Linked DNA regions of Homo sapiens: region 1 is linked to region 2. Evidence: chromatin loops called from intact Hi-C (ENCODE). Cell type or tissue: endothelial cell of umbilical vein. All regions are shown on one strand. Each heading gives the region's core, and the rest is flanking DNA. Links, peaks and the distances in the headings are about the cores only.

Region 1 (14,716 bases), core at 5,115-13,114, 53 kb before region 2:
CGCAGTGGCTCATGCTTACAATCCCAGCACTTCGGGAGGCCGAGGCAGGTGGATCACTTGAAGTCAGGAGTTCGAGACCAACCTGGGCAACATAGTGAAACCCTGTCTCGACAAAAATACAAAAATTAGCTGGGCGTGTTGGCTCATGCCTGTAATCGCAGCTACTCAGGAGGCTGAGGCAGGAGAATTGTTTGAACTTGAGAGGTGGAGGTTGCAGTGAGCCGAGATCATGCCACTGCACTCCAGCCTGGGTGACAGAGTGAGACTCTGTCTCAAAAATAAATAAATAAATATGTAGTTTGTTCTTTGCTGAGTGGTATTCCATTGTATGAATGCATATATCTTTTAAACTTCATTATTAGGTGCAGACACATTTAAGATTGTTATATCTTCTTAATGAATTTATTCTTTTATCATTATAAAATGCTCCTCTTTTATCTTTGGTAATTTTTAGTCTTGAAGTCTGCTTTGTCTGATGTTAATATAGCCACATCATCTTTCTTTATATTTGAGTGTTCATTTGTATATCTTTTTCTATCTGATTGAAATGTTTAATGTATTTCTAGTAAGCAGCACATAGTTTCTCTCACTTTAAAAAAACCTAATTTAGTAATCTTTGCTTTTTAATTGGTATCTGTAGTACATTTACACGTGATATATTTATTATGTGTTTATTGTTAGGCCTTACATCTTGGTGTTTGTTTTATATTTGTCCTGTATATTCTTTGCCTTTCTTTTTCTCCTTTGCTGCCTTTCTTGAGGTTATTTTTTAGTATTTTATCTTTCCTATTTTTTTGAGTGTGTTCTGTTACTTTTTTGATTGATCAGAGATTTTCTTTTTCATTTATCATAGTCCTAATTTAAAAACATTTTACTGCTTCAGGAGCAGTGTAAGAACCTCAGTGTACCTCAGAGCATCCTCTCCTGCCTATTGTGCTCCTGTTGTCATGTATTTTAATTCTGCATAGGCTATAAAACCACAGTACATTATTTCTTCACTAGTCATCAGGCTTCTACACATGTGTGGAATGCACACACACATTCATTTTTAAAGGTTCTTACAATTATTGGCATATTTACTGTCCCGGTGCTCTTCATTTCTTTCTGCAGAACCAGGTTTCTAATATTGTTTCTTTCTGCTGAAAGAAATCATTTTCACAGTTCTTAAAATACAAATATGCTGGAGATAAATTTTCTTAGCTTTTGTGTGTCTGAAAAGATGGCATGATCATGGCTCACGAAATACAGCCTCAACTTCCTGAGCTCATTCATCCTCTTGCCTCAGCCTCCGAAGTAGCTGGGACTACAGGTGAACACCACCATGCCTGGCTAATTTCTTTGTAGAGACTGAGTCTCACTATGTTCCCTAGGCTGGTCTTGAACTCCTGGGCTCAAGCGATCCTCCTGCCTCAGCCTCCCAAAGTGCTGGGATTACAGGCATGAGCCACCACACCTGACCTTTAATCAATTTTGAAAATTCCTGGCTGTCTTTTCAAATATCCTGCCCCATTTTCTCTTCTTTAACAACTCCAGTTATATGCATGTTAACTCATACAGGAATGGCAATTATATTCTGTTGCCTCACAAATCTTATATCCTGTATTCCAGCTTTTTTTTTTTAACTCCCTTTTTTCCCCTTTATGTTTCAGTTTGAATGATTAAGAAGTAAAAGGTAAACTCCTTATTAACACATCCTGAAATAAAAAGAAAAAGCAATTGGTATTTTGGCTATCATAATACTACCATCTTTTATTTTGGAATAAACATTCATTTGTTCAAACTCAGTTCTGCCACTAGTTTGCAGCGTTCATGATAGAAATATTGTTTAAAAACATTGATTGGGACTAAAAAAAGTCTTCATTTTTATTTTTATTTAGTAAATCAGATCTCAAAATAATAAAAGACTTTTGGTATAATAAATTCAATATTCTTTAAGGAAACTATTAGAAGTGTGTTTAGTGTTTTGAATTTTAGCAAAATTTGTATTGGTATTTATGTATTTACATATTTTCTATTAATGTATAAAAACTGGTTGATTGCATTTCTCTTTTATTGAGTAGTTATTTTATTCTCAAATATTTTTTAAAAACTTAGATGAATTAGATTGCTTCTAATTGCTGCTGTTAGTATTGGCTACAATTAGAATGGGACTGAAGCTTTTATGAATAATTATATATTAAAATTATTTTTTCTTATTCATTCCCTCATTTGTTAGAGGAATTTAATGATAGAATTTTACGACCAGAATTATCAAATGATGAAATGCTGTCTCTTCATGAAGAATTGCAGAAGATTTATAAAACATACTGTTTGGATGAAAGTATTGACAAAATTAGATTTGATCCCTTCATTGTAGAAGAGATTCAAAGAAGTAAGTCAAAGACGATAAGAATGACTTATTTAGCACTCTTACAGTTTTTCCATTTATTTTCTGTTTATTATTGCAGTGGCTAGCTGCAGTACATGGGCAGCTATTATTCTATTTTACTAATGAGATGAAAGCTTTAAAGAAAAAACTTATTTATACTTTATGTATTTGTCAGAACTAGAGCTTGGTTGGTCTAATTTCTCAATCTAGTGTGTTTCAGTGGAGTTTCAGTAAAACGTTTTAGAACTGTATATATTTATGCTATTTATAAATAATTTCTACAGTAGAATTTTTTTAATAGTTGCTGAAGGCCCATACATAGATGTTGTGAAACTTCAAACTATGAGATGTCTTTTTGAAGCATATGAACATGTTCTTTCCCTTTTGGAGAATGTATTTACTCCTATGTTCTGCCATAGTGATGAGGTAAGTCAAAATATTAACCTTGTTTGAGGATTTTTATACATAATTTAATAGTAGCTTTGATATCATTAGATGAGTGATTCAAATAACAAAATAAATAGAAAAATAAGACAAGATTACTGGGCACAGTTGCTCACGCCTATAATCCCAGCACTTTGGAAGGCTGAGATGGCTGAATCAATTGAGTTCAGGCATTCAAGACCAACCTGGCCAACATGGTGAAACTCCATCTCTACTAAAAATAGAAAAAATTAGCTGGGTGTGGTGGCACATGCCTGTAATCTCAGTTACTCAGGAGGCTGAGGCAGGAGAATAGCTTGAACCCAGAAGGCCAAGGTTGCAGTAAGCTGAGATCACACCACTACAACTCAAGCCTGGGCCATAGAGCAAGACTCCGTCTCAGTAGAAAACAGAACAAAAAAACCAAGATTAAGAAAGTAAATATTCTTTTTCGCTATGTAATTAAGTGAAGATTAAAAAATAATTGCAAAGGCCGGGTGTGGTGGCTCAGGCCTATAATCCCAGCACTTTGGGAGGCCGAGGCGGGCGGATCACAAGGTCAGGAGATCAAGACTGTCCCGGCTAACACATTGAAACCCCTTCTCTACTAAAAATACAAAAAACTAGCTGGGCGTGGTGGCGGGCACCTGTAGTCCCAGCTACTTGGGAGGCTGAGGCAGGAGAATGGCATCAACCCGGGAGGCGGAGCTTGCAGTGAGCCGAGATCGCACCACTGCACTCCAGCCTGGGCAACAAAGCGAGACTCTGTCTCAAAATAAATAAATAAATGAATAAATAAAATAATAATTGCAAAAACAATTATCAATACCAAAACCTGTTTATATTTGTGTAAGTAGATAGATTGGGACCAAATAGGTCTGCCTGGTTTGCCATATGCCTGAGTGGCTTTGTAGTACTGCAGTGACGCAGAAATCTCATTGTATACACGTTATTTACAAACCTGTGGAAATCATCTGCATTTGCAATATTTTCATCCTTACCCTAGTTGACCATGTCTGTATTCACTTGATTGAGATAGCTTTTTTTTTTTCCCAAAACTGGAAAGTAGTAAACTAAGGTAACATGTTTTAATGTTAATTGTAAGTGTAATAAATGATAATTATTATTTGTTATTTTAAAGTATTTCAGACAACTTTTAAGAGGTGCAGAATCACCAACACGCAATTCAAAATTGAACAGGTAGGTTGTATGTTTTGTTTTTGAACTTGCTGATGCCAGTCATTCTATGATAGCATCATTGTCTTTATTAGCTATTTTTCTGAATGAATATGTGGTTCCATTGTTATATGAGTTCACAAGGCATTTTACTAGTGAATTGTAGAACTGTATTCTATATGGTGATCTGAAAATGCCTGAAATTCTTTTAGAAAAATTTTAACAAGATACATAATGTGGCCTTGTTAATCTCATAATGAATATATATTAGTTTTGATTACCAGCTTTATTGGAGACTAGGGACTGAATGCATAAGTGGCATCCACAGATAACTCAGAATTAAACGTTTTAGAGAAAACTTTTTTTTAAGAGTGCTTACTGGGTACAAAAGTGGAGGGATGTTTATTTCTTTCTTTTTTTTGGCTCTGGAAATCTAAGTGTACAGTTAAATGACCTAAAGAAAGGTAATAGAAGAGAAAATCTTTATCCATTTATAAACTGGATAATTAGTGTTCTAATTTGTGTTTGCAAGGTTACATGTACAAAATTGATACAGACATCAAATCTATAAATCTATTCTGTAGATTTATAGATTTGCTCTCAACACCTTCCAATAATAAAATGTAGACATAAAATATATGAATAAATATATGTTTTAAGTCACTTAATAGCAAATCAACAAAGCTATTCTGAATTTCCAATGAAAGAATGTTAATGGCCGGGCACGGTGGCTCACGCCTGTAATCCCAGCACTTTGTGAGGCCGAGACGTGGGGATCACTTGAGGTCAGGAGTTTGAGACCAGTCTGGCCAACGTGGTGAAACCCCATCTCTAATAAAAATACAAAAATTAGCTGGGCGTGGTGGCACATGCCTGTAATTCCAGCTACTTGGGAGGCGAAGCAGAAGAATTGTTCGAGCCCAGGAGGTGGAGGTTGCAATGAGCCAAGATCGTGCTACTGCACTCCAGCCTGGGTGACAGAGCCAGACTGTTTCAAAAAAAAAAAAAAAAAGTTAAGAAACTCTTTTAACTTATTATATATAAGGTAAATGAATCATTTCATTTACCTTTCATTTTCATTTCTGATCATTTCATTTACCTAATATGTGTACAAAATTGACACAAACATCTAGACACCTTCCAATTTGAGCAAGTATCTAATAAACATAAATAAATTGGATATGTACTACAAAGAGAAAAGTAGATAAGTCAAGAAATGGGGCAATGTTTTAGATAGTTAGTACAAGGGAAAATGTGAAAACCTTAGCCACGAGGAGAATATATTGTATTTCTTGACGTAACCAAGTGTTATGGGAATAGATGTTTTTTTGAATGTTGAATATTAATTCTGATTTAATGCCTCAGTAGAAGTAGTATACATGTAATAACTTTTCTGAAAGGTAGAAATGCCTTTAGGATTATTTGCAAAAATACCACTTTGTAACTTTTTCCTAAAAATTTATGTTACAGCCGTGAAACTTAGACGTTATTTAACAAAAATCATATTCATGCTATTTAAAATAGCGTTCTTTGCCCAGGCCACATGCCTTTTCTTGCATTTGAATTCTTTTCCAAGGAGTTTCCTCAAATGTACTGGCATACTTGAGAAGCAGGTAGAATTTATCCCTGTTTATAGACATAAGATGTTTGGAGTTTCATACCAGGACGTGGAGCTAATGACATGCCCTTTTCTAGGACCATTTAAGGGGAAGTGGTTCTGTGACCTTAAAAGCCTGCTTTGGTAGATGGCCGGGCGTGATGGCTCACGCCTGTAATCCCAACAATTTGGGAGGCCGAGGCAGGCAGATCACCTCAGGTCAGGAGTTCAACACCAGCCTGGCCAACATGGTGAAACCCTGTCTCTGCTAAAAATACAAAAATTAGTCAAGTGCGATGGAACACACCTGTGATCCCAGCTACTTGGGAGACTGAGGCAGGAGAATCACTTAAACCCAGGAGGCAGAGGTTACAGTGAGCTGAGACTGCACCACTGCACTCCAGCCTGGGCAACTAAGACTCCGCCTCAATTAAAATAAAATAAAATAAAATAAAATAAAATAAAATAAAATAAAAAGCTTGCTTCGTGGTTAAATCTAAGTCAAGGTCATAACTTCAGAGATGAAAAGCCTTCTTGGCTACTTTTAGAACACTTGATTATTTTCAGCATATTAAGGTACTAATTTTGTTGGCTTTAAAATATAAAAAAGACAGGTTATATGGGTTCTTTTCATTCTGGATACTGATTATGACTTTTTAAAGTATGTTTTTCTTTATGGTGATCTGATTTTAATAGTTAACTATCAGTCTTGTCAGGACTCTGCTTCTGTGATACTTAATGATTTATTTACCTATATATAATAAGTTAAAAGAGTTTCTTAACATTCTTTCATTGGAAATTTAGAATAGCTTTGTTAATTTGCTATTACATGACTTAAATTACATAAAATATGTATTCATATATTTTATGTCTACATTTTATATTTTCAAAGTAAAATTCTAATGCATATTATTTATCATGTTCTCTGTTTCATTGTATACTTAAAGTACAACTTTTGTTTTTTAATATTTAGAGATCTTTTGTTAACTGTGCTTCTTAGCTTAAAACATATTTTTTTACTCAACCTAAAAACGTGAAGCATAAATGATTCTGTCTAACATGAACACAAGTTTAATGTTGGAAAATATGGGTTTGTTTTTTGTGCCATGCCAGGTTTTTGGTGGCTCAGTCTCTGCATACTTTCCACTGCATGAAAGAAATGGTATGCCTAAGGACAAAGAAAAGACAGAATTATTTCTGGATATTTAATTTCTAAGAACCTTTTTTAATTATGTAGAAAAAAGTCAGTTATTTCCTGATATATTTAATTTTTTTCCATGTCACCCAAGAGAAAACATATTTAATTTTTAAGAACCGTTTTTAGTAATGTAGACTTCATCCAAACACAAAAGACAGCTATGTGCGTTTATCTTACCTTTATCACCTTATTCATGAAGATTTCTTCCCTTTGCAAAAATGAATGTTATACACCTGTGTAACTTCTGAAGCTTTTAAATTTTGTTTTGTGTTCTAAAATGAAGTTTATATAATATCTGGGCTTTCTTTCTTTCCTCTCCTTATATTATTTCACATACCTGTTATTGCAGAGGTAGCCTAAGTTTGGATGATTTTCGGTAAGTCTTGAGCATGTGATTCTTTTCAGTATTAAATGTTTTTAGAAAGTACATTGTGAACAACCTAATACAAATAAAAAGGAAAAAAATGGAACACTGTGGTATTAACTGCCATTATATCCTAGTTATTTAGGATAATCTTTTAAAATGAATACCTACTTTTATTCTACATACCTCCTTTTTGAAATAGCATGATATGCCATCATAAAATAAAAATGTCCTGATACTTTAAAGATATTTTCATTGTTTAATTTGTCAGTATCTTGTATTTTAAGGCTGTTGACTCATTTTTGTTCTTGTTGATTTTGCTAAATTAATTTTAGAACTATGTTTAAAGAACTTTTTTTAAAATAAGTATGATGTTTCTGTATTTCTGGGCATAATAATCATAAGTGAGAGTTTTTAGATTTCAACAACCCCCATTGTTTTATAGTATCCATGTTGTAGAGACTGGAATAAACTATCTAGAGTCTAGAGATTTTAAAAATATTTTGTTAACATTTTTATGTCTTGGGAAATGTTTTTTAAATCAAGGACAATTGTGTCTACAATTCTGGATTAAAAAAAACCCTAATTGTATGTTTGTTTAGATAAAATAATCTAGTTTAAGTACCCCTTTTACTGCTTACTACTTATTATTAGTGTTTTTCCAGAAGTTTGATTTACTTCTTGGATGTGTGTAAAATACACATTACTACATATTGGTGTATTTGAAACTTGATTAATTTTCTTTCTGTAATTGTATTATTTCAGTAGATAACTTAATTTTTCTCATAGGAGTAATAGCTATACACTTAAGCATTCAAAACAAACTTTCTCAGGTTTTAAAGTAGTTATTTTTATTTGGATATCGGTTGTAAGAGCAGTATTACATAGTGAACGTGACTTTATTTTATTTTATATATATTTTCTTGATGGAGCCTCACTCTGTTGCCCAGGCTGGAGTGCAGTGGTGCAATCTTGCGGGTCCAAGTGATTCTTCTGTGTCAGCCTTCCTAGTAGCTGGGATTACAGGTGCCTGCCACCTCGCCCGGCTAATTTTTGTATTTTTAGTACAGACGCAGTTTCGCCATGTTGGCCAGGCTGGTCTCGAACTCTTGACCTCAGGTCATCTGCCTGCCTTGGCCTTCCAAAGTGCTGGGATTACAAGTGTGAGCCACTGTGCCTGGCCTTGAGCATGACTTTTAAATTGGATAAAAGTTACGGTTTTAATTGCTGAAACATTGGGTAGCAGGCTAACGGACATTTTTGCTACTTTTGGCTTATTTGTCTTGTTGCTTTTCAGCTATTTCTGCTTTCAGAAATTCAGCTTAAAAAAATGGCAAAACCAACATTTAATATTTATGGCAGAGCAGACTGCTTCCTTGGGCTACATTTGCTTTTATCCCTGTGCTCATTGCTAACCTTTCCCTTTGGCACTATTCTTTTTCTTAAAGTTCCATCTGAAAATGAAGTACTGAGAAAGTAATAGTTTAATGTTTTTTTTTTCTGTCGCATAATTTTAGTCCAGTTACTCTAAAGGGATGTTTTTGGTTTTGAACAGATCTTAAGCATTTTTTAATCTATTTTGAAATATTGCAATAAGAACTATATTCCACTAGGGGGCTCTCATCTTTTAAAAATTCTAATCCTGTTAATATTTTGAAGTTAATACTAGGTAAATTTTGAGTGTTTATAAATAAATATTGTCCCATTTATTCATCCACCAAATTTAAACTTTAAATACTGTGTCATTTTTGACTTCTGAGATGTTGATACTTAATCCGTGTATGAAAACTCCAAAAGTTATGTTAGCTATACCTTTAGTTTATCATTTTCAAAACTGTTTTTCTTTTTTTTAATAATGGTTTTCAATAAACTAGACTGTTGTGATAATTTGCTATGTACTTGATACATTTTTGTTTAATATTCAGGAACACACAGAAAAGGGGAGAATCATTTGGAATCAGCAGAATAGGTAGCAAAATTAAAGGAGTATTCAAAAGTACCACAATGGAGGGAGCTATGTTGCCTAATTATGGTGTAGCTGAAGGTGAAGATGATTTTGTAAGTAAAATGTATCAATTTGATTTATTTATAACTTCAGACTTACTATGACATAAAAATTAGATATACTCATTATTTTCCTTTTTTTGGAGAATCTGTGTATTCTGTTTAATACTTTACCTTTATCTTCTTACTTCAGACTTCCTTTGTATTTCTCATTCTTTCATTAGTTGTGATAGTTTCATGACGTGAATCTAATTTTTAAAATTCCTGAGAACTGTGTTATTGCTTATTAAGGCAGAATAGTTCCTGTTAAGCTGAGATACTTCTAATAGTCAAGCAGTTTACCGTCTTTTGGTTAAGCTTCAAATTCTGATGTTACCTTTTTCCCACCATGTACTCCAGGTATACAGAGTTGCTAATAGATGCTCTAACTCCTTGCTTACTTAAACTACAGTCTGTTGACAAGCAGCATTGGCATTACCTGGAAGCTTGTATAAATACAGAATCTCAGGCACTATCCTAGACTTACTGAATCAATTTGCATTTTAACAAGATTTCCAGTTGACTTATATAAACATTTTACTTACCATCCTATTTTATTTCTCTGTATTTTTGTCCTGCTTGAAATGCCCTTCATTTGTGTATTGACCTAGAAAATTCATAGGCATCCTTCAAAATGCAACTGTTCCCCATAAACCTTTACCCAAATCCCCAAGTTGAACTGAACATTTCCTCCTTTTGTGTCCCTATTATATCGTATGTTAAAGCTTATACCATAATGTATTTCAAGTTACGTGTTATGATTGTCTTTCCTATCACATAGTCCCATAAAGGCAAGTATTGTCTCATTTGTACTTTTTATTTTTATTGAATAGAGATCTTGGATTCTCATTTTGCCTTTTAATGACCCTGGGCACTGGGGATGAAAAGATGATTAAGACGTAGACCTCGGCTTTAAGAAATTCACTAACGTGGGTATAAAAGGGGTGTTTAGTACTGATTGGATTGATGATGACCAAGAAGGAGGAAAGGTGGGGTGACAGGAGTAAACCCTTTTCTTTACCCCTTCCTTTTGACCTTTGTCCCATTGCCTTCATGTAAGGGTCACTGATTCTTCATAATAATTTAAATGGAATAAAATCTTATTTAAACCTTTTTTTATTAATTCAAATAAAGCCGTTTTTTTATGCCTTTATTTTTTCCCTGTAAGTGTGGGTAGTAATTTTTTTTTTTTTTTTTTTTTTGAGACGGAGTCTTGCTCTGTCACCCAGGCTGGAGTGCAATGGCACGATCTCAGCTCACTGCAACCTCCGCCTCCCGGGCTCCTGCCTCAGCCTCCTGAGTAGCTGGGGTTGCAGGCGCCCGCCACCATGCCCAGCTAATTTTTGTGGTTTTTTTTGGTAAGGATGGGGTTTCACCATGTTGGCCAGGCTGGTCTTGAACTCCTGACCTCGTGATCCACCCACCTGTAGTCCCAAAGTGTTGAGACTACAGGCGTGAACCACTGCACCCAGCCTTGGTGTGGGTAGTTTTATGCTGGGTGTGGTGGCTCATATTTGTAATCTCAGTACTTTGGGAAACTGAGGCAGGAGGATTGCTTGAGCCAAGGAGTTCAAGACCAGCCTGGGCAACATGGTGAGACCCTGTCTTTACAAAAATTAAAAAATTAGCTGGGTGTGATGGTGCCCAACTGTAGTCGTAGCTACTTGGGAGGATTAGTTGAGCTCAGGAGGTCAAGGCTGCAGTGAGCCATGTTTGTGTCACTGTACTACAGCCTGGGTAACAGAATAAAAGCCTGTCTCAAAAAAAAAAAAAAAAAAGTATGGATAGAAGAAAGTAGATCAGAGAAAGTCTTTTTCAAAATAATGTTTATGTTTTCTAATTTTAAGCATATTCTCAGTTTTTTAATAATATAGAACAGTGGAAAAAATTTAAATGCCACGTACGTGCATATCTACCACCCAGAAACCGCTTCTATTAATAGTTTGGTGATTTTCTTTAAAAAAAAAAAAAAAAACTTTCCCTTTTCACCCCTGTAGACTACATTTTATATATAGTTTGCTATCTTTTCTCTATTCGATATTATAACAAAAGTATTTAACCGTGTTATTATGAACTTTTAAAACATAATTTTTTGTGGAAGAAGATGTATTTTTTATTTTTTGCCTTCCCAATTGCTTGATACACAAGTTGTACTTTAGCTTTAGGAATAGGAGGCTATCTTTAAAAAGCTGAGAGAGTTTGCTTTGTTTTATAGTGACCCAAGGAAGAAGGAAATTCTTGATTGGGATTAAAGATAGTAGTAACAGAAAGTTGGAGAAGCAGGCAAACTAATGTTTAATACTATCAAGGGAAAACTCAGGGACAGTAAGGTGCTAACGCAGACTAAGATGATGCCATTTAGAATTTAGAAGACACTGTGCTAGTTCTAAGCCGTGGGACCTTGGGGAATCCTCTTTGTCTTGTTTAGGAAGTTGAGGGAAAAGAGAAGTTTCCAGTTTCACTGCCGAGTGATCCTAAATTGGTTTGTGATCCTAAGATGGACATTTAGGATGTCTTATTGGAGACTTAGGAGACATTATCTTGAACTCCTGACCTCAGGTGATCCACCCACCTTGGCCTCCCAAAGTGCTGGGATTACAGGTGAAAGCCAATGCGCCCAGCCTGACATTATCTTTCAGAACCCTTGTTGTGATCATTTGGCAGCAGTGCCTACTTGCTCTGTGTTTCCCAGGCTAGTCTCAAACTCCTGGGCCCAAGCAATCCTCCCACCTCAGCTTCTGAAAGTGTTGGGATTATAGGCGCTGTCCCCGGCCTATTATATTTTCATATACAGATGATGTAAGAAAACTTGGAGTTGATGCTAGTAACTTGTTAGTTTTTAACTTTTTACCTTTACTTTTTCAGTAGAAAATTTAATATCACCTAGCTTTCAGGGTCTTAAAAATTATCAATTGATATGGGCATATTACTTTATACTTGTATCTCATATGCTGTAGTTCTAAAGGTATTGGGAATATTAAATTCATCCTGGTAATTTTTTTCCAGATTGAAGAAGGTATTGTTGTAATGGAAGATGATTCTCCAGTGGAGGCTGTGAGCACACCTAATACTCCCCGAAACCTTGCTGCATGGAAAATTAGCATTCCATATGTAGACTTTTTTGAGGATCCCTCCTCTGAAAGGAAGGAGAAAAAAGAAAGAATTCCTGTGTTTTGTATTGATGTTGAAAGAAATGATAGAAGAGCAGGTAGGAAGCTTTCTGAGCACCTTTCTTAAAAGATGCCCATGAATGAGTCTGTTGTTATCAGGTATGATAAACATTTTGCCACTTCTAACTAACAAATATGGCTGCATATCCAAAAGAGAAGTGTCCAGAACAGAAAATTGAAAGAAAGCTTAGGATGTCCTAGGTTATCTTCATAGCAGTAACTAATTAACTAATTCAATCAACACTTATTGAGTGATGCCTGCTAGACACCTGACAGTCCATCAGGCATTCAATGCAATGTTCTTTTAATGGTTTTGTTGCCATCATTAGCCATTGCACTTACTTAATTATCATTAATCCATATAGCACTGTATCAGGTATTATTCTAGTTTAATTAAGACAGCGTTTTCTCTCACCCATTTTGTGGGCTAATTAGAATTGATGAAAATATGGCCAGGCATGGTGGCTCACGCCTGTAATCTCAGTACTTTGGGAGGCCAAGGCAGGTGGATTACCTGAGGTCAGGAGTTTGAGACCCGCCTGGCCCACATGGCGAAACCCTATATCTACTAAAAATACAAAAATTAGCCACACGTCTTGGTGCGTGCCTGTAGTCCCGGCTACTCTGGAGGCTGAGGCATGAAGATCGCTTCAACCTGGGAGGCGGAGGTTGCAGTGAGTCGAGATCGTGTGACTGCACTCCAGCCTGGGAGAAAGAGTGAAACCCTGTCTCCAAAAAAAAAAGAACTGATGAAAATATGGTTAAAACTTTACAAGCTTCTTCATGTTTTGACATATTTTTTCTTTCGGTTATGTCAGGTATAGACTGTAATAGAGACCGGGTTTAACAGTATCTGTATGTAGCAGGATAAACAGTCACCACTTTAAAGTCCTACTTGTAACTTGATAAAAAGAAATCAAATTAAAAAATAAAATAGTCACCACTTTGCACTTTTTCCAAGAAGTGGGGCAGTGAGTGTAACGAAAAGCACCACATTTAGAGAATGATGAGCAGAAAATAAAGTTGAGCTCAGGAAGAGGGAGTTATGAGGAAAGAAGGAAAAAAAGTGGCAATGTTAGAAAGTGGTTTTGAGAGGATAACTAAGTAGTAGTGTGAAGATCAGTGCTAATTATTCTTACTTATTTTTCAAAAAGTATTAGGTTTTCTGATTTTCCTCAGAAGTTGATCCTGTTTCAAGAACATGAGACATAGGAATTGGGAGGGAAGAATGCCCAGAGTAGCTAGTTATAATTTTTCCTGTCATAATTAAATATCAGGCAGCATCTTCTGTCCAGGTCTTAGACCATACTGCCTGATTTTGCTGGAGTTGCTGTTCAGTCTTAGTAGTTGCTGTTCTTTCAGCATTCTGACAGGTGGACAGCTAAACCATTGTCAATAATAGAGTCAGATTTCCATATCAAACTTAGTTTTGTTTGGAATATACTTTTGTTTTTGCTTTAAGACAACTATTTTTAATTTTTATGCTTTATCTTAAAAGGTTAATCATTTAACATAAATTATAATAGTTCATGGCTCAGTAATTCAAAAATAAAAACCAAAAAATCTTAAAACTTTTATTTTATTTTTTAATTTAATTTTTTTTCTTTTTGAGAGAGGGTCTTGCTTTGTTGCCCAAGCTGGTGTGCAGTGGCATGACTGTGGCTCACTACAGCCTCAACTTCCCGGGTTCAAGTGATCCTCCCACTTCAGCCTCCTGAGTAGCTGGGACTATAGGTGCATGTCACCACGCCCAGCTAATTTTAAAATTTTTTTGTAGAGAAAAGGTCTCACTATGTTGCTGAGGCTGGTCTCAAACTCCTGGGCTCAAAGCGGTCTTCCTGCCTTGGCCTCCTAGAGTACTAGGATTACAGGTGTGAGTCACTGTGCTGGGCCAAAAGCTTGTATTTTAAAGATAATTTTTGTCAACAGTGCTGCAGACTTCTACTGTCAATGTAATGTGCTCTTAGAAACCATGATTATGAGGGAGAAAAAAAGTATATCATTTAGTATATTGATTTTATACGGATAACAAAATAACAATTTCAGCATTAAAAACCTAGCCTAAATATGCTATGGATCTTTTAAGACCAGTGTTGAAGAAAACTACGATTTGCTTTATATGTTGTGATCAGGTTGGTTTTTTCTAAATAGAAAGAAGTGTTGTTTTGGATGATTGTGGTATTGGTTCACTCGATCTACTGCATTCTCAAATCTATGGTAGATTGATGTTAGATGTTAACAATAACAGTTAACATTTATGAGGTATTTACTCTGTGCTATGCACTGTACAGAAGTGCTTTATGTGGATTATTTTATGTGATAGACACAATTATTGTTATTCTACATCTAAGCACTGTAAGATACAGTGGTGTTATTT
Region 2 (16,251 bases), core at 4,603-12,602:
GTGGAACTACCCAGAGATGCCAAGAAGCTGCTTGTGTGTCTTGTAAGCATGCTGGTCTCTGCCCTAGGAAGAGGAAGGGGAAGTGTGTCCTATGTCAGTGGTCTGTATGCACATAATGTGACTCTCAACAGAATTTCTAAAAGTGAGGCTGGCATATAATGTCCCTCAATGCTGCCAGAAGTACCAACTGACATCAAGTATGGTTATTCCTATGATTTGTACCACCAACCCACTGTGCTGAAAGGGCGGCGCTCACCCCATCCACTTCTACCTGACTGATTCACACAGAAACTTCTTCAAGAAAGAAAATTTAAATGATTTAATGTGATGGTTTTCCATATCCTAAAATTCCAGAGGTGTGATATTTCTGTTAATGCAAAACTCACTTATATTTCACAATTTAAATAGCTGCTTAGATGTAGTTAAAAGAATTTTAAAACATTTTTGATTTACAAATGTTTTGTCTCTGGGGTTGGATGAAGGCATGTGTGTGCTCGGGGATTGACAGGGTACATATTCCTCTCTGCTGTGCTGTGCTGCTGCTTTCCAACAAGCAAAGCAGGAGGGAGTCAGCAATACAGGGAGTCACTTTGCCCTCCTGGCACCACTAGTAGCTCCCCTTCTTGGCCCAATTTTGTTGTTCTTTAGAGAAAGGAAGAGACAGTCATGCTTACCAGAGTCATGTCTTAATAATTCATCTTTTATCATCTGGAACCCATCTCCACCATTGGCCAGGAAGTTTGGGAGGATCACCTTATATACCTCGTCCATTTTGAGAGGGTCATAACTGGGCACTCGACACTTGGTGCAAAGAACATCTAATTTGACTACTCTGTCTCCAGGTTTTCGGGAAAGATCATACACCACATGGATTCCTAGAAAAGAAATGAATCTGTTTTCACCAGATCCAAAGGGAGATTTCTGTTTCCTAAGGAATTTTGGCCAAACTCTACAATTGGGGCATGGGGCTGTGGTTTTTCCTTTGGTTTAAACCTGAGTGAAATTTTGTCAAGAGAATTGTGACATTGCAGCCACCCTTTATCCTTGAGTCCTTACAGGACATATGAGAACCACTGGAAGGAAAACCAGCTCTGGACCAGAATAGGCAAAGGGTGACTCTACATGGACAAAACCACATCTTTTTCTGTTTTTCCCTTAAAATGCTGAATTGGTCTACTAAATTGATTCAATGGCCTTAGAAAGTGAGAAACAGATCAGAGGCAGAGAGCATTTTACAATTTTGAAGACCATTAAATGGTAATCATTTGGGATTTGGTGACTTCCACAAGGCATAGAGCTATGCAGTGCTTTGCTAGAGCATCAGAAAACTGCTTTTCCCTCAACTCCCTTCTGGGAAAATGGAGGATGTTTGGGTTGCCCCATAGGCATTAGGACAGGGCCCCACTGCCTTCTGTAGCCCTTCAGTCTCAACAGCAATGTGTTCTGCAGAGGAAAACTCAGGAAAGCAATTCTATCTGTCAAGCGGGACCACAACCTAAGGTTAAAAAAATGAGGCCAGATTATGATTTCCAGGTAAAATAAGATTGCTTTTAAAGGATTAATTCACTGGACTGTGGAATTATTAACAAAAGTGTTTCAGAAGCCCTTGGCAATTTAGGAAGCATTTATTTCCATTCAACTTTCACTGCAGTCCATGAGATAAACAGGAAAGGTTTTCTCCCTGTGCCCAGAGGGGTTGAGAACTTGCCCCAGGTCACAGTGGGACTAGAACCAGGTGTTCAGGTATGTCTGTGCAGTAGGCTGCTCCTTCCAGGAATCATCCTGGTTAATACAGATTGGACAGCATTCCTTTAAATCTTGGCATGGTTCCAGGCAACGATGAGTAGAACAGAGGAGAGGATTTAAAAAAAAAATAATTGAATGCTTAAATAAGATTTTATTAGAAACTAGACCTCAAAGCAGGTGACCTGCTTAGAGGGCCCATCTGATGTCCAAATCAGACTTGGCAAATACTGCTTATTGCCAGGGCTTTGGGGCTTTGGGGCTTTGACCCCAACCTAATCTTAGTGGCTCTGAGAGTCCACAGCCATTAAAGGGTAAGGTATTGGTGTTGGGTCGGGAAAAATCCAAACCAGTTTGACCACAGGAATTTTGGTGAAGGGGAAGCTGAGCCAACCAGCAGGAAATGCCATGTCACTTTGGATGGGCCAGCCCTACAGGATGGGTGACTTACCGCCCACCTGCAGGAACTCTCCAGTGGACTGGCCGTAGCGGTGCACGCTATGCTCAAAGGCCTTCTTCAGGGTGGAACCTTTTAACTGGACTAGGTCAAATGTGCCTCCAAAGGGCAATACAGCAGCCAGGTTCTCCCAGGTAATTGTGCCTGAGGGTAGTCACAGATGAGGCAAGAAGGAAAATAGCTTGAGAAAATGCTTACACCATGACCAGTTTCCCTCAGCGCTGGGGGAAGAAATGAGGGGGACATGGGAAGCTTATAGAGCATCATTAGCTATGTCTAAGTGGTTCCTGACACTGAGGAAGGGAATGAGTTTAGGAGGCCTCTGGCCCTGCACTCCACCACTGGGCAAGATGGCGGGAGCTCACAAATGGCTGTGCCTCAGAAGTTCACCATGCTCAGTCTTAGATCTGCTAGCTTGGGGCTGGATCTCCAGTAGTTTGTTTTGCATTGTTCCGTTCCTCCAGACAAACAATGTGCCCCTGCAACCTGTCCCTGTTGTCTGACAATGGGATGCGTTTGGGGCCTTATACTGATACTGATTGGTTTTCACAGTAAATCAGGGAGGGCTACAAGAGTGTCTTGAGTATTTGTGTAGTTGATTTGTTTTGCCATATGATATAATCTTGGATATCTGTAAATATACTAAGGTAACATTTTAATCCAGTGGTATGTCTTTTTCAGGACAGAAGATTGGTGATTTTGTCTCTTTTCAGATGCCAAGGTGGTGACTGTTGTTATTTTGCATAAATCAGAAACAACTAGTATAGCTTTGTAAGTCAGAAATTCAGACCAAGTTTGAGTTCCACTAACCTTACCTGCAGCTTCTGTGTGTGAATACATATAAGAACACACAAGCTTGTGTGTGTCCTTCAGGCTAGGTTTTAGACTTTAATAATGGCTAACCCTAATTTAAAGGACTGACATTCTGGTACATGGCTGGCAGCAGAGATGAACTGAGGCTGCACATGGGTGTGTTCAGGGCAAGAACCATAACAGAAAAGGAGATCAGAGAGAGAACATGACACACTGAGGAGCTGGGCCTGGGAGCATACCATTGTTGCGTTCATCAATGGGCGACCGGATACCACCTCCATTTAAAATGCACATGGATACGTGGTTCCAGAACATTTCATCCGTGTGTCTCAGGTTGTTGTTAATCTGCAACAGTAGCACAGATTTACACTAGTTACTCTGGCTCTTCTTCCTTAGGATCAGCTCCAGGAATCTGGTTAGCTCTAGTGAGGAAATAAAGCTGCTTTTCACCTGCTGCTGTGTTCCCAGGGATCTCTCAACTATAATTAGAACTAATTTTATGCTCCCAGAAGTAAAAATATACTGTTACCAGTCCATGTCAAACTCTTATTTCCCCCTCCTAAAACTCCCATACTGTCAGGCCAGGTGGCCTTAGCAAAATGGTCTCTCGGTTGTAGCCCTGGTGTCGGGACTGGGCCTCCCATGCAAGGTGGCCTGCAGAGTCACTCCTGCACAGGCTTCTCCAGGGCAGGCCATGCCCTCTGCCTGATTCTGAGGGCTTGGCCCTAGAGCCTGCTCAACACCAGACCTCATGCCAAAGAGAACCTGGCCTCCACGTCTATGTCTGCAGCTGATTCCCAAGTTGGCAATTTTGGAAAGACAGAGACAGCCTTTTGAAGCTGGGGAGAATCACATCCATTCTTACTTTTATTTTACAAAATATATGTTTAGTTATAAGAAATAAAATGAATATATTCTCATTTAGGAGACAAAAAGCCGAAAAAAAAAAAAAAAAAAGGCCAGGCATAGTGGCTCACACCTGTAAATCCCAGCACTTTGGGAGGCTGTGGCAGGTGGATCACCTAAGGTCAGGAGTTCGAGACCAGTCTAGCCAACATGGTGAAACCCCGTCTCTACTAAAGATACAAAAATTAGCTGGGTGTGGTAGTGGACACCTCTAATCCCAGCTACTTGGGAGGCTGAAGCAGGAGAATCGCTTGAACCCAAGGGACGGAGGTTGCAGTGAGCTGAGATCATGCCACTGCACTCCAGCCTGGGCGACAGAGCAAGACTCAGTCTCAATAAATAAATAAATTAATTAATTAAATAAATAAATAAATAAAAAGCAAAAGCTCTCCTTTGTCCTAGCCTCTTTAACAGAGTGGATAAGCACTGCCAACAGCCTGGGTTGTTTCCCTCCAGACTTCTCTTAACATTTATATACCAGCTTCTCCTTAACTACTTCTCTGGCATTGACTGCATGATGCTGAGGAGACATCATGAGTCTGGTCTTGGCATGAGCATGATTGTTGTCATTTACACGGCAAACATTTATCGAGTGCAGTTGTATCCTGGGCACTGGGCAATGCATGCCAAGCACTGACAGAAATGACTTCCCTGGGTGCAGGCTGTGAGCCCATGGAAGTAGTAGTCCGACATAGGAGACCTTGGCTCAGTAAGGCCCCCAGAGAGCTACCATGGCCATTCCGCCTGGTGACAAGTAGACGGGCTTGTTCTTCATACCTGGTCTTGCTCAGCCATAGGACTTGTTATTACCATTAAAACTGTGTGTTGTCTTTCTGTGCCTGTGAAAGAGGTTCCTGTCACACAAGGCCAGGGTTCTCTGGAGTCAAGTGAACAGATGAGTGAAAAACAGTCTGGCCAAACAGATATGCTTTTATCTATTATGTTGATATCTCCAGGGTAGCAGAGTTTGTGCATTTGCATCATCTTACAAAAGGAAAGCAACATCCAAAATTCAGACATCTAAGAACACCTTAAAATAAAGGTTTTAGTTCTTGTAAAGCAGTATGTTGGTGGTTACCTGATCTCCTTCCAGCACCTTAAGAAGGTACTGAGTATGAAGCTACATCAGGCTTTTGTTTAGGCACTAATGTTTTATTTATTTTTCATATTTATTTAATTTTAGAGACAGAGTCTCGCTCTTTTGCCCAGGCTGGAGTGCACTGGTGCAATTATAGCTCACTGCAGCCTCCTGGGCTCAAGCCATCTTCCCACCTAAGCCTCCCGAGTAGCTGGGACTATAGGCACATGCCACCACCCTGGCTAAAAATGTTTTGAAATCCCTCATTCTGTAGCTATCGATCTATCCCTTCTCGCATCCTTCCTTCCTCTTCCCTCTTCCTTTCCTTCCTCCCTAGCATATGTCCACTCCTGCTGATGACTTACCATTGCATCACAAATCAGGTTGCCCATGTTGCATTCTCTAAAGCGGCATGATTGAGAGGAGCCATCCAGATAGACAATTGTTTTCCCTAATTCCTGGGTAGAATAATTATCCAATTTTATCCTCCATTTGTTAATGTCTGCTTTTATGCTTGGATCTAGAAGAAAGAAAAGAAGGTACCCTACAATTAAATCTCACACTGGGCTAAATTCTGGAAAAGGAATGAAACATCATCTATCTTACTTGCTGTGAGAACATATTTGTTTACCATATTTGTGTGCATTTTGGTTTTGACCATGAAATTTCCTTAGGAACTTCTATTTTGTTTCCTGGTAATAAGACCTGGAATGCATCTTAATTTAAGAATATTCTGAACATCTACCAGCTCATCACATCTGTATGAGCTACCCATTGGCCCACCTGGGACAGCATTAGTGGTGGCGGTAGGAGCTCTGAAAGGCCCAGGGGCAGTTATAAAAGGCCTGCTGAGGTACAGCTGGGCTATCGCTGTCAGTGTGGTCCTGGGCCCCTTTCCCATCTGGCTACTGAGAGGGCTGTGTTGTGACTACAGGCTCACCTGGGTGCTGTGCACCTCATCTTCCTGACATGATCATAGTCAACAGAAAAGGGAAAGTGAGAGACAAGCACAGGAGTGTGTTCTGTACACATATGAAAATCAATGATATAAAAATGTATTTTTACTCTGAGACTCATGTAGGGAGACGCCCTGAAACTATTGCTACGGAATAAAAGATGAAATGCTCCTGATTATTGTAAATACAAAATTGCATGCAGGATTGTGTAAAGACAATGCCAGGTTGGACTGCCACAATGAGCCAACAGCACGTGATGTGCTTCCCCCTGCAGAGAGCCTACAAATGGACGTGCAGTCAGGGAGGTTTCCCATCACCAAGATTCCTATCCCAGAAAAGCAGATGTTCATAGCTCTGGGAATGGAATGTGACCCTTGTGGGGAGCCTATAAACGGACGCATGGGGGGGGCCTGTCCATATGGATAAGATAGGGCTATAAACACGCTCATCTTGCCGCCGCTCTTCTAGGCCTCTTTAGGGTTAAGGCGTACTCCCCTCTGAGAATTTCTGGTCTAACTGGTTATCTAGCTTCATGTCCTGTTTCCATGGATTATTTGTAACCAGTTTTTGTTGCAATTGTTACTGCTGATTAATATCTTGCTAATCATAGGTTATGGAAAGACTGTGTTTCTGTTCTAAGGCTCTGTTAGAAATTACTGACGCACACACTATATTGTAAATTCTTATCTCATACTGTACTTCTACATACAAATGTACTGTACTTCTACATACAAATGTTATGTTAAAGAATTACTTCATCCCCATGTGACCATCTCACCTCATAATCAAATGACCCTAAATCCCTCACTAACGTACCCCTGCCCTCACTAAACTTAATAATAAATGCTGGTATATCCAGTGCATTGTTGGCACCGCAGGACCAGAAGGCAGTGACCCCCCTGGACCCAGCTTTCACTATCTTGTGTGTGTCTATTATTTCTCAACCTGCCAATCTGCCTAGGAACAAAGAGAGAGCCCCATTGCATTGCGGGCTGCTGGCCAGATCCCGCAATAGACTCAGACATATAAATAAGGTACTCCCTCATTTGATAAAGAAACTGAGGCCCATGAGATTGGGCAACTTGCCTAAGGCACACTGCCTCTAGTTGGGGGGCCAGGACTTGAGCCCCGCTCTGCCCAATTAGAACCCCTTTAGTTCAGTTATCTCTCCTGTAAACACAAGCTGAGAGTGGCTTTGGCATGTCAGGATCAAGATTTTAAAAGGCAGAGGAAGCAGTGATGTATGGAATCTGATGCTGAGAAGACTTGAAGAAGCAAGTGGGGCTTTTGGCATTTGGGTGTGTTTTAAATCTATCCATGAAGAGGGCAAACTCAAGGAAGAAACTAAATTCTTCAACAGTATTATAGTCTTTTCCTGAAACATTAAAGGAAAAAAATGGGAAGGAGCAAAATATCCAGCCATCTAAATTTTAGATTGGTGGAACATTCCCCTGAACTTCACTTACCTTCAGGAATGCTGCTGTTTAGAAGAATGGGATTTCCATGGGAAGAGATGACGTTTCCTCTTTCATCAAACTCGATCTTCAGATAGCCTAGGTATTTGCCAAAAGCATAGGCCTGGACTACAGGAACCTTCCGCCCATCATCAGAAGTGACTATGAATGGGTACTTCCCAGCAGGCACCTCTTTGGAAGGTGGATTGCCTGAAATAAAAGAGCCACAGCTGATCAAGTCAGCCCTTGTACATACATGGCTGGCTGTAGGCCAGCGGGCTACTGGCTGGATGACAGAGTTTTAAATTGATGATTTGCCATCTGTTGCTCTACATAGCTAGTCTTTCAGAGCCCTATCTGGGCATTTGCCCATTTCCAAATGCCCTTTTGGTACATGAATCCTACCATTCTCAACTCAGCAGTCATTTACCAAGCTCTTCCTAAGACCCGGGCATTGTGCTTGTGCTGTGGGGCACACAAAGATGGAACGCCGTGAAGAGTATCCTCCAGGTTCACTGTGGCTCCATTCTCACTAGCCAGGTGGATTAGCCAAGCCACTTTACCATACTGTAGTTCAGTTTCCTTGCCTATAAGGTGGGCGAAATCCATTTTAAACAATCCCTATTTTACAGGGCAGCTGAGAGGATTAAATATCTAAACTCCCTAGCTGGGGTGCCTGGCACATTGTAGGTGCTCAATAAATATACAATAAGGGTGTATTTTTTCCCTTATAAGGGAATAGCAATCTCTAGAAACCCCAGACATATACTTCGGAGCTTAAAATCTTTAGTAGAAGATGCAGAGATGACAAAGAGCTGTTCTTGGCGTTTGCTGCTAAATTCTGCATCCCTTCAGGTGTCTTTTAGAAGAGCCACATTCACCTTGAGGGCCAACCAGCAGGCACACTCCTGACCCCAGCCAGCCCTCACACTGGTCAGGTTCTGCAGGCCTCTGTCTCAAAGGGGAGATGTGGGAGCTGCTCATCACCCAGAGGCTAGGAGGCCCACCACTGCCTGGAGTAGTGGAGAGTATGCAGGAGGGTGGAGAGTGTCGCCATACAGGGAGTAGGCAGCCCAGCCTTTAATCACTTAGCACATTTAAGTTCCTTAACTGTAGACCTGCTTCAGGCACTCTGTGGCTTATATCTTACCTCCAAGGAGACAATGGCACAGTTCAGCTGTTTCAAATTAGAGACTATGGGACAGATTCATTTGACCCCATTACTGTTTCTAGCATCTCCCTCATCACACCCATGGCTAGTCGTTCCTATTAGATATTTACAGAGGGTCCAGAGAACTTCAGCACATGTTGATTACACACATGGACCTGTTACGAGAATCGGCCATGAGCCAGGCCCTGGGCTTAATCTCATTTAGTCCTCCAAGCTTCCCATGGGGCAGGTCCTCTATTATCTGTACTCTGCAGACAAGAAAATTGATTGTCATAGACAGAGTACCCACGGTCACACAGCTGGTATGTGATGAGGGTTGGGAGGAGGCAGACTGAAAACCCAGGCTGTGAGGTACTGGAGCTTATGTTTTCTCCACTACCCACAAGCCTACCATGTATTTTTTTTCCCCTAAAGTCTGCAAGCTGGTTGTGAAAGGACACTTAACAAATCAAATGCAAACCCAGGATTTGCATCTTTGTGTCCCAAGCTCTTTCTGGGCTTCTCTTTTCACATAAGACAAGCTGGGTAGCATGTTATGAAGAATCCAATCCTGCCATGCTCCTATGTCAAGAGCAGCCCCCCTTTCAGCTCAATAACCACAGGGCAGAAGCACTGCAAATACCAACGCTTCACAAGCAGGAAATAGTTGTTGCCAATAGTAACATCCAATTTTCTTGCTGTCACTGGGGAAAAAAAAGAAAAAGGTCTTGGAACTTTACTTTTACAGAAGCATCCAACTTGAGATCCAGTGAAAGCCTTTGTTCCATCTCCATCTGTAGCGGATGCAGATGTTGTCTGTGACAGTGGCAGATAACGTGATAATGGAAGACCAGCATGGAAGGTTAACATCCTACTCAGCCTCATTCTGCTATGTGTTGGTCCTCCTTTGGGCAAACCTGGTGCCTGGTTTTTATTTCAGGGGACCAGGTAGTTATGGCAGCCTCTGTCAGTTCCTCTGATCATAGATGCTGGGGCGGTGCAGTTCCCCAAATGTCCACAAGGTGGCGGAGAACGCCCCGCCCAGGGAGAGAAAGCACTAGTTGCAGATATCAGGAGTCTGTCAGTTTCCTGGAAACCCAAGAGCTAGGCAAGCCTGATCTTTTTTTGGCCTTTATCTTTCTGCCTTCCGTAGAAATATCTGAGCTTAAAAAGAATGTAAAAGTTAGGAATCCAGTAATCCGGTCAGATGCCTCAGTATGCACTACTATGCAAATAGGAGCCAGCAATCTCAGCTCCAGAAAACATTCATTCATTTGGAAAGACCTTCATGATCCTTTTGTCATTGGCATATTAAATGAGCTTAATCAGGAACAAGAAGGAAGATGCTATCCATGCAGCTGGGGCGATAGCTGGTCTAGTTTGGCTAATCTCTGCCTCCTCCACAGCTGAGCCCTTTCTGCTCCCCTTCAACTCGGCAGTCCCAGGAAACCACTGACACAGAAACCAGTCCAGGGCTTCACATTTTCCACACCATTCCATGCCGTTCAGCCGAAGATGTTCGTGCCCAGAATATTTTTTCCACAAAGAGCTACACATCTGTCTTTAGAAACCTGACTTGTCATCTTGGCAGGAAGGAAGATGTTCACCAGAACTCTATTCCAGTCATCTAGCCGAGAATTCATCCAGGAACCAAACCCAATGGGGCTGTGGAGTTGTGGACTGACATCTGGAGTTTATAAAGCCTGCATTTTCCAGCATGGTGTGGGTGCTTGAAGGAACCTCAAAGGACTCTGTCCTGGGAACCAAGGACTGTGGTGAACCTAAGTGTGGGTCTGGACAATTGCCCTTCTCGTGTCACATGGTAATAGAAGTGCCAGGAAGCAGCCTTTTCTTTCTCTTTCTTTTTTTTTCTTTCTTCCACCTTCCCTCCCTCCCTTTTTTCCTTTTTTCCCTCCTTCCTTCCTCTTTTTTCTTTCTTTCTTCCTTTTCTCTCTTTCAACAGGGTCTCATTCTGTTGCCCAGGCTAGAGTTCAGTGGTCTCCAATTCCTGGGCTCAAGCAGTCCTCTCGCCTTGGCCTCCAAAAGTGCTGGGCTTATAGGCATGAGCCACGCACCTGGCCTGATGTGGTTTTCAATGGACTGAAGTATAGAATGTTGTAAGGCAGTCCATGCTATGATTTTAACACAAGAACTGGTTTAAGAATTCCTGAATTGGGACAACATAAGAGGACTGGATAAAAAGGATTGGTAATTAGGTTATTTCAAATGATTGCTTCTAAGGGATTTGACTCTTTCTTTTAAATTACTTAGAAGTGTACACTCCTTGGATGCTCCTTTTATCTGTCTACTTCTCTACACTTCCTCAAGCAAGCTAGTCTTGACCACTACTATCTTGTGCCTAGGTTACTGTGACAGCTTCCTAGTCTCTGTAGGTCTCTTCTATGCTTCTTTCTACTCCAGTCTCCACACAGCAGCCTGAGTGATCTTTCTAAAACATAAATATGATCATGCACTTCCTGGTTTTAGATATTTCAAAAACATTAACAGTTTTAACATGAATATCATAACCTATAAGACCCACATGATGTGGCCCTTTCTTATCACGCCAGCTTCATCTGGAACATTCAGTCTGCCCTTCAGCATTCTTAGCCTCTTCCCATTCCTAGACCACACCCACGTGCCCAGGAACCTTATGGAGTAAAGAGCTTCTGAAGCCAGAGGGCTACATGTGAATTAGTTACATCTTTTTACTTCTTGTTTATTCATCTGTAAAGTGGAAAAAAAGCAAAAGCACCTACCTTACAGAGTTATTGTGGAGATTAAAGAAGTTAATGCAGCAAGTGAAGCCTGACTCGACTCAAGGGAAATGCTTAATAAAGATTAACAGTGATTATTGACCATGTTAACTCCTGGACATCTTTCTGATCTTGGCCCTAATGTTAGTCCATCAGGGAACACTCACTGATGATCCTCTAGACTTGGCCAAGTCCTCCTTTTATACGCTTTCACAGCATCTTGTACTTTTCCTTTCATACCATGCTTTGTAATTATATATAATATGATTTATTTGCATAATTATGTATTTTTAAAAAATCTGATCAGGGCCAGTATCTCTTTCAAGACATTTAGTTCCATGAGGGCAGGGGCAGCTGTGTCTCTAGAATTTGCCTAGCATGTGGTAGGTGCTAGATAAATGTTTGTTGAATGACAACTTAAGGAGTTTAGCAAACACTTTTCTAGGGATCATACATGATTATGATGCTTTCCATGTGGTGGAATCATGTAGAAGCCAGCGATGCCTGAGTGCCAGCCCTTTACCCCAGGTCCCCTCAATTCAGTGTCCTCAACTATGCAGCTGGGTGGGAGCTAATGAAGAGGAACCTGAACTGGGAGTTGGGATACAGGAGAATGGGTTTTGCTACTAGGTCAGTTTCAGTCTGGTTTCTGGACCATAGGAGAGACATTTAGTCCCTGGGGCCTAATTTTATTTTCTAAATTTGTAAAACCAAAGATTTGATTAGTGGTTTAAATCAATAGTTTGTTTGTTTGTTTGTTTGTTTGTTTAAGCTATTAGTATCTTTAACACACAAGAAATCCTTTGTGGCAAGGCAAGCCAATAAATAGGAAAGCTGAGTTCCTCAGGCTGCACCCTGGTAGAGCTGGAACCCAGGACTAGGTTCCTGCCACCAGAGCCCCTCCGAGCACAGCACAGAAACTGCTGGCCTAGAAGTCCCCTGCACCCAGTCCCTCCAGCTCTCCAGTCAGGCCTGGCTGCTGTCTCTGCTTCTGCTAGTCTAGGAGCACCTTCAGGTGACCAGGACAGAGCACGCTCTCCAGTCATCACAGCCCATTCAAAAGGTGTCCAGCAACCAGAGGAGCAACCACTGTCTCTTCAGTCATCTCTGTACCAAACCATGATGCACAAGCTGTCATGTCAACTTTAGGGAATTTGAGGGGTCAGGTACTGTTATCTATGCCCAGACTATGTCACTCTGCACATGCTTCAATTTACTGCTCAAATTCTTGCCTCTGGCCTTTCAGTGATGACCCAGGAAGTCTAAAGAGATTATGCATCTTCCGGTAGTATACAGAGTGGGCACAAAGCCCTCATGAAATCCAATCCAGGCTATCTGCTTGTACCCAAGCCTGATAGGCTGGGCAAAGCAGGGAACCCTGTAGGTAGGGACAGTTCACCACACATTTAGTCACTCATTCAACAGATCTTCACGGAGCTCCAGTGAGTGCCCAGCATTTTGGATCTCCACCACCTAGCAAGACCAGGCCCATGGTCTGGTGCGTCATCTTTTGTAATGGCTGCTCCATGAATACAGGGTAGGGAAAGCGAGCAAATACTTAGCTTTCTGCCAGCCTCTTCTCTTCACATGGAATCTGGCCATCTCCATGGCTCAGCATCATTCCAGATACTAGGATTCCTATTCACTTCTTACATTATAGAACAGGCTTCTATAAAGCAATGTTTAAAAATAAGAAAACAAAAATAATCGAAACACAGCTACCTTCTGGTTCTATCACTATGGCCTGTTTAAAATGCAGTGGCCAAAAGAATGGGGTGGAGAGAGAGAGAGAGACTAATTTTCATCTTGGCATGCCCGTGTAGTTCCATTACTGGTGTTCTTTTCAGAAGTAATGACTTTATTTCTTGAGATTAAAAAGGAGGTAACTGTGACCATACATTGATATACTCCTGATATATAAATATTTGGCCAGAGGTCTTCCTACAAAGGTTGTCTACTGCTGTGTGAAAGGCTGTGTGTAGTTGGTGAGTGGTCTGAATGCCCAGTTCCCTTGAGTCATTCCTTCCCATCATGCTGGTGTGCAATGTAGTGTGGAGTACTTCAGATAAAGCTTAGAACCTGGAGGTCATCTGGAATGGAAGGCCAAAGCTCTGGTTCCAAATCATGACAGAGTACTTGGAGAGTGTCTTACAGATGAGCAGTCATGAATTCCTAGCCATAAATGTTTCTTGGCCTGGGGGAAACATATACTGAGGACAAGAGAAATGAGTGAAGAATACCTAGGCTGTTTGGGTTAAACCACTGCATTCCTGGTTTCTTATCGTTTAAGAGTAAGAAGATACATTTAGTCATTTTGTGAATTTAGCTTAGATTCTCAAATTTAGGATATCTTTTTTTTTATTTAACAAAAATATGTATTACAGTTCAAGTTTAGGATTAGTAGTTAATTTTATAGGGTTTACAGGGACTTTAAAAATTTGTTATAAAAATAAAACTAGCATTACAGAATATTTGGCAAATGCAGAAGAAAAAAATTATTCATAGTCCTACCGCCTTATGACCAATATAATTTCTGTGAATTAATATGTATGAGAAGCAAGGAGGGGAAATTGGTGTTGGAATACATTTTAAGGAGAAGCCATTTTGTTCAGTGAAATACCTGTATTAGAGTTCTTCAGATAGGATATATCCTACTGGTTTCTATTTCTCTAGCTCTCTCTCTCTTTCTCTCTCTCAATACTATATATATAGAGAGATAATACATGAGCAGAACTGGGCCCTAGAACATAGTAGGTCTAAGATAAATATGTCAGTTCTCTAATATTCTTTCTATATATATATATAAATATATTTAACAGATCATATATGTCTAATATAGACATATTTATATATTTTGTTCATATATTATCTCACTTAATCTCCACAACTCTCTAAGGTAGCCATATCACTGTCACCATTTTAAAAAAAGAAAGCTGATGCTCAGAGTGGTTGAGTAACTTGTCCAAAGTCAGACAGCTAGTGGTGGCTAAGCCTGAGAGGAAACCAGTTCTTAGAGTTTAAAGCACTTTCGAAAACCCCATGCCACTTCCCAGTGAAAGCTGGAGAAATGAGATCCTTTGCAGAAGACCATCAAGCAGCAAAGTTAAGGAAACACAAACTTCAGTCCTGGTAAGAGATTCGTACCTATGAGTGGGCTTAAGACTTCACAGTAGCTGGCCATCACCTTTCCTTATAATTCTACCCTGCCAAATGACCTTGGACTGCCATTCGTTCTGTAGTCATTCTTTTTAGATTTTGGTTTCGGATAGTCTCACTTCATCTTGGAAAGCAGTTTCATGAGACAGCTAAAATGGATCAGTGTTATGTGGCTGCAAAAATTACAAACCAGAAGGCTCTGGCTTTGCTCTGTAAAGGAAGCAGGTGCTCAGGCTGGGCCATGGCCAGAAGTTTACTGAAAGGACCCAAGTGGGTGACCACCAGTACAAATAAGTTCTTGTGCTTACCACATTCAAACAGACCAGGAAAGCAAAATCCTTTTTTTTTTTTTTTTTGAGACAAGGTCTCTCTCTGTCACACTGGCTGGAGTGCAGTGGCGTAATCATAGCTCACTGCAGCCTCAAACTCCTGGGCTCAAGTGATGCTCCTGCCTCAGCCTCCCAAAGCACTGGAATTGCAAACACTGGGATTGCCAACATGCCCAACCACACTCAGTCAGGAAATTACCTTTGAAGCTACCACCCACACCTCTGCCCCTTGGCTGATTCTCCCACATCACTTAATAAACACAGATGTCAGCAGTTCTTATCAAATGCCCAAAGGAAATGGTTCTTTGTTGAGGAGTGTTTCCCTGTCTTGTGAATGTTGTAAGTAATAAGATTGTTTTCTCGTTCTAAAAGGCAAGATTATCTCAACTGCAAGGATGAAAATTAATGGAGAGATGAATAATGATTGTAAACACCAACAACAGTCTCCCACCCTCTTTACTTATTCCTATTACAGCAGGGATGCATCCATCCCATCAGACTATGCACCAGCCTGATGGCAGCATGAAGAAAACACAGCAGGTGCTTGTAGTCTGTCTTAGTTATAATTATATTGCAAGCTCCATTTGTTTTAAGAGCAAAATTCTGTGGTCATTAAAATTATTTCTTTAGATACATGAAAAGTTTTGAATTTTATATTCAATATGTGTGCCTAAATCCAGAAGCAATGGAAATTAGATACTTAATTAAAAAAAAAACTGATCAATCAAATAAAGAAATCTTACTTTTTAAAGAAGTTGCACTTGTTAACGTTCATTTAACAATACCAGACACCTGCCTTCCATGTGTCAGCCGCGACACAGTCAAGGGTGTAATGGACACTTCCAGGCTAGCAAGGAGAGAAGTGAAGCCTGCTGGACTGGGAGGGAAAGAGGAATTCAAAAGACTTGAGCTTTCATAAGTCTGAAGGTGAGCTCTAAAAAAAATAAGGGAGTGAGAAAGATTTATGGATAGGAGGCCTGTGATAAGAGAGTTGGAGAGTGGAGGCAGGGAAATACTAGGTAGAAAAGGGTGGGGTCCCTGGCAATGGCTCCACCCTCAAGCCTGGACCCGTGGCCCAAAGTGAGAACTTTATATCCCCATTTTGCTGCCTGAATGTTGCCTTTTCCAAAATCACCCTGGCCCGCCCTGCCCCCCATCCTGTCCCCATAAAAACCCCAGGATCCACTGGCAGTGGAATGGCAGAGAAGGAGAGAAGAGAAGAAGCTTGACACTGGTGAAAAGCAGCTTGACTTCAGAGGGATGGCTTGACGGTAGGACCTCGGAGAAGAGTTCAGCTGGGGATGGCCTAACTCCAGGGGGAGACACCTTCCCACTCCATCCCCTTTCCAGCTCCCCATCCCACTGAGAGCCATTTTCATCAGCAATAAAGTTCTCCACATTCACCATCTTCAATTTGTTCGTGCAAGCTGATCCTTCCTGGTTGCTGAACAAG

What was found. Peaks named below come from ENCODE experiments on the same cell type or tissue, not always from the same donor. Only the 100,000 strongest peaks of a DNase experiment are listed, where the experiment ranks them.
Region 1: a loop joins it to region 2, with 4 times the contacts of the local background. A loop is called at or near these places in 6 of 110 quality-filtered maps.

The regions. Positions count from the first base shown.
Region 1 is chr6:85,531,260-85,545,975 of GRCh38, reverse strand. It overlaps SNX14 (sorting nexin 14), which reads left to right. Exons shown (of 29, transcript NM_153816.6): 13 at 2,216-2,371; 14 at 2,670-2,794; 15 at 3,933-3,991; 16 at 7,112-7,138; 17 at 9,052-9,184; 18 at 12,176-12,377. Among named protein-coding and RNA genes, the nearest start is that of SNX14, 55 kb to the left of the region's middle. In endothelial cell of umbilical vein, for the core only: a CTCF peak has its summit at 8,754 (motif pointing right); no DNase peak of the experiment used is centred there.
Region 2 is chr6:85,476,601-85,492,851 of GRCh38, reverse strand. It overlaps NT5E (5'-nucleotidase ecto), which reads right to left. Exons shown (of 9, transcript NM_002526.4): 4 at 7,420-7,617; 5 at 5,363-5,517; 6 at 3,253-3,358; 7 at 2,195-2,344; 8 at 675-875. Among named protein-coding and RNA genes, the nearest start is that of NT5E, 35 kb to the right of the region's middle. In endothelial cell of umbilical vein, for the core only: a CTCF peak has its summit at 9,566 (motif pointing right); a DNase peak (open chromatin) is centred at 9,621; H3K27ac peaks cover 464 bases.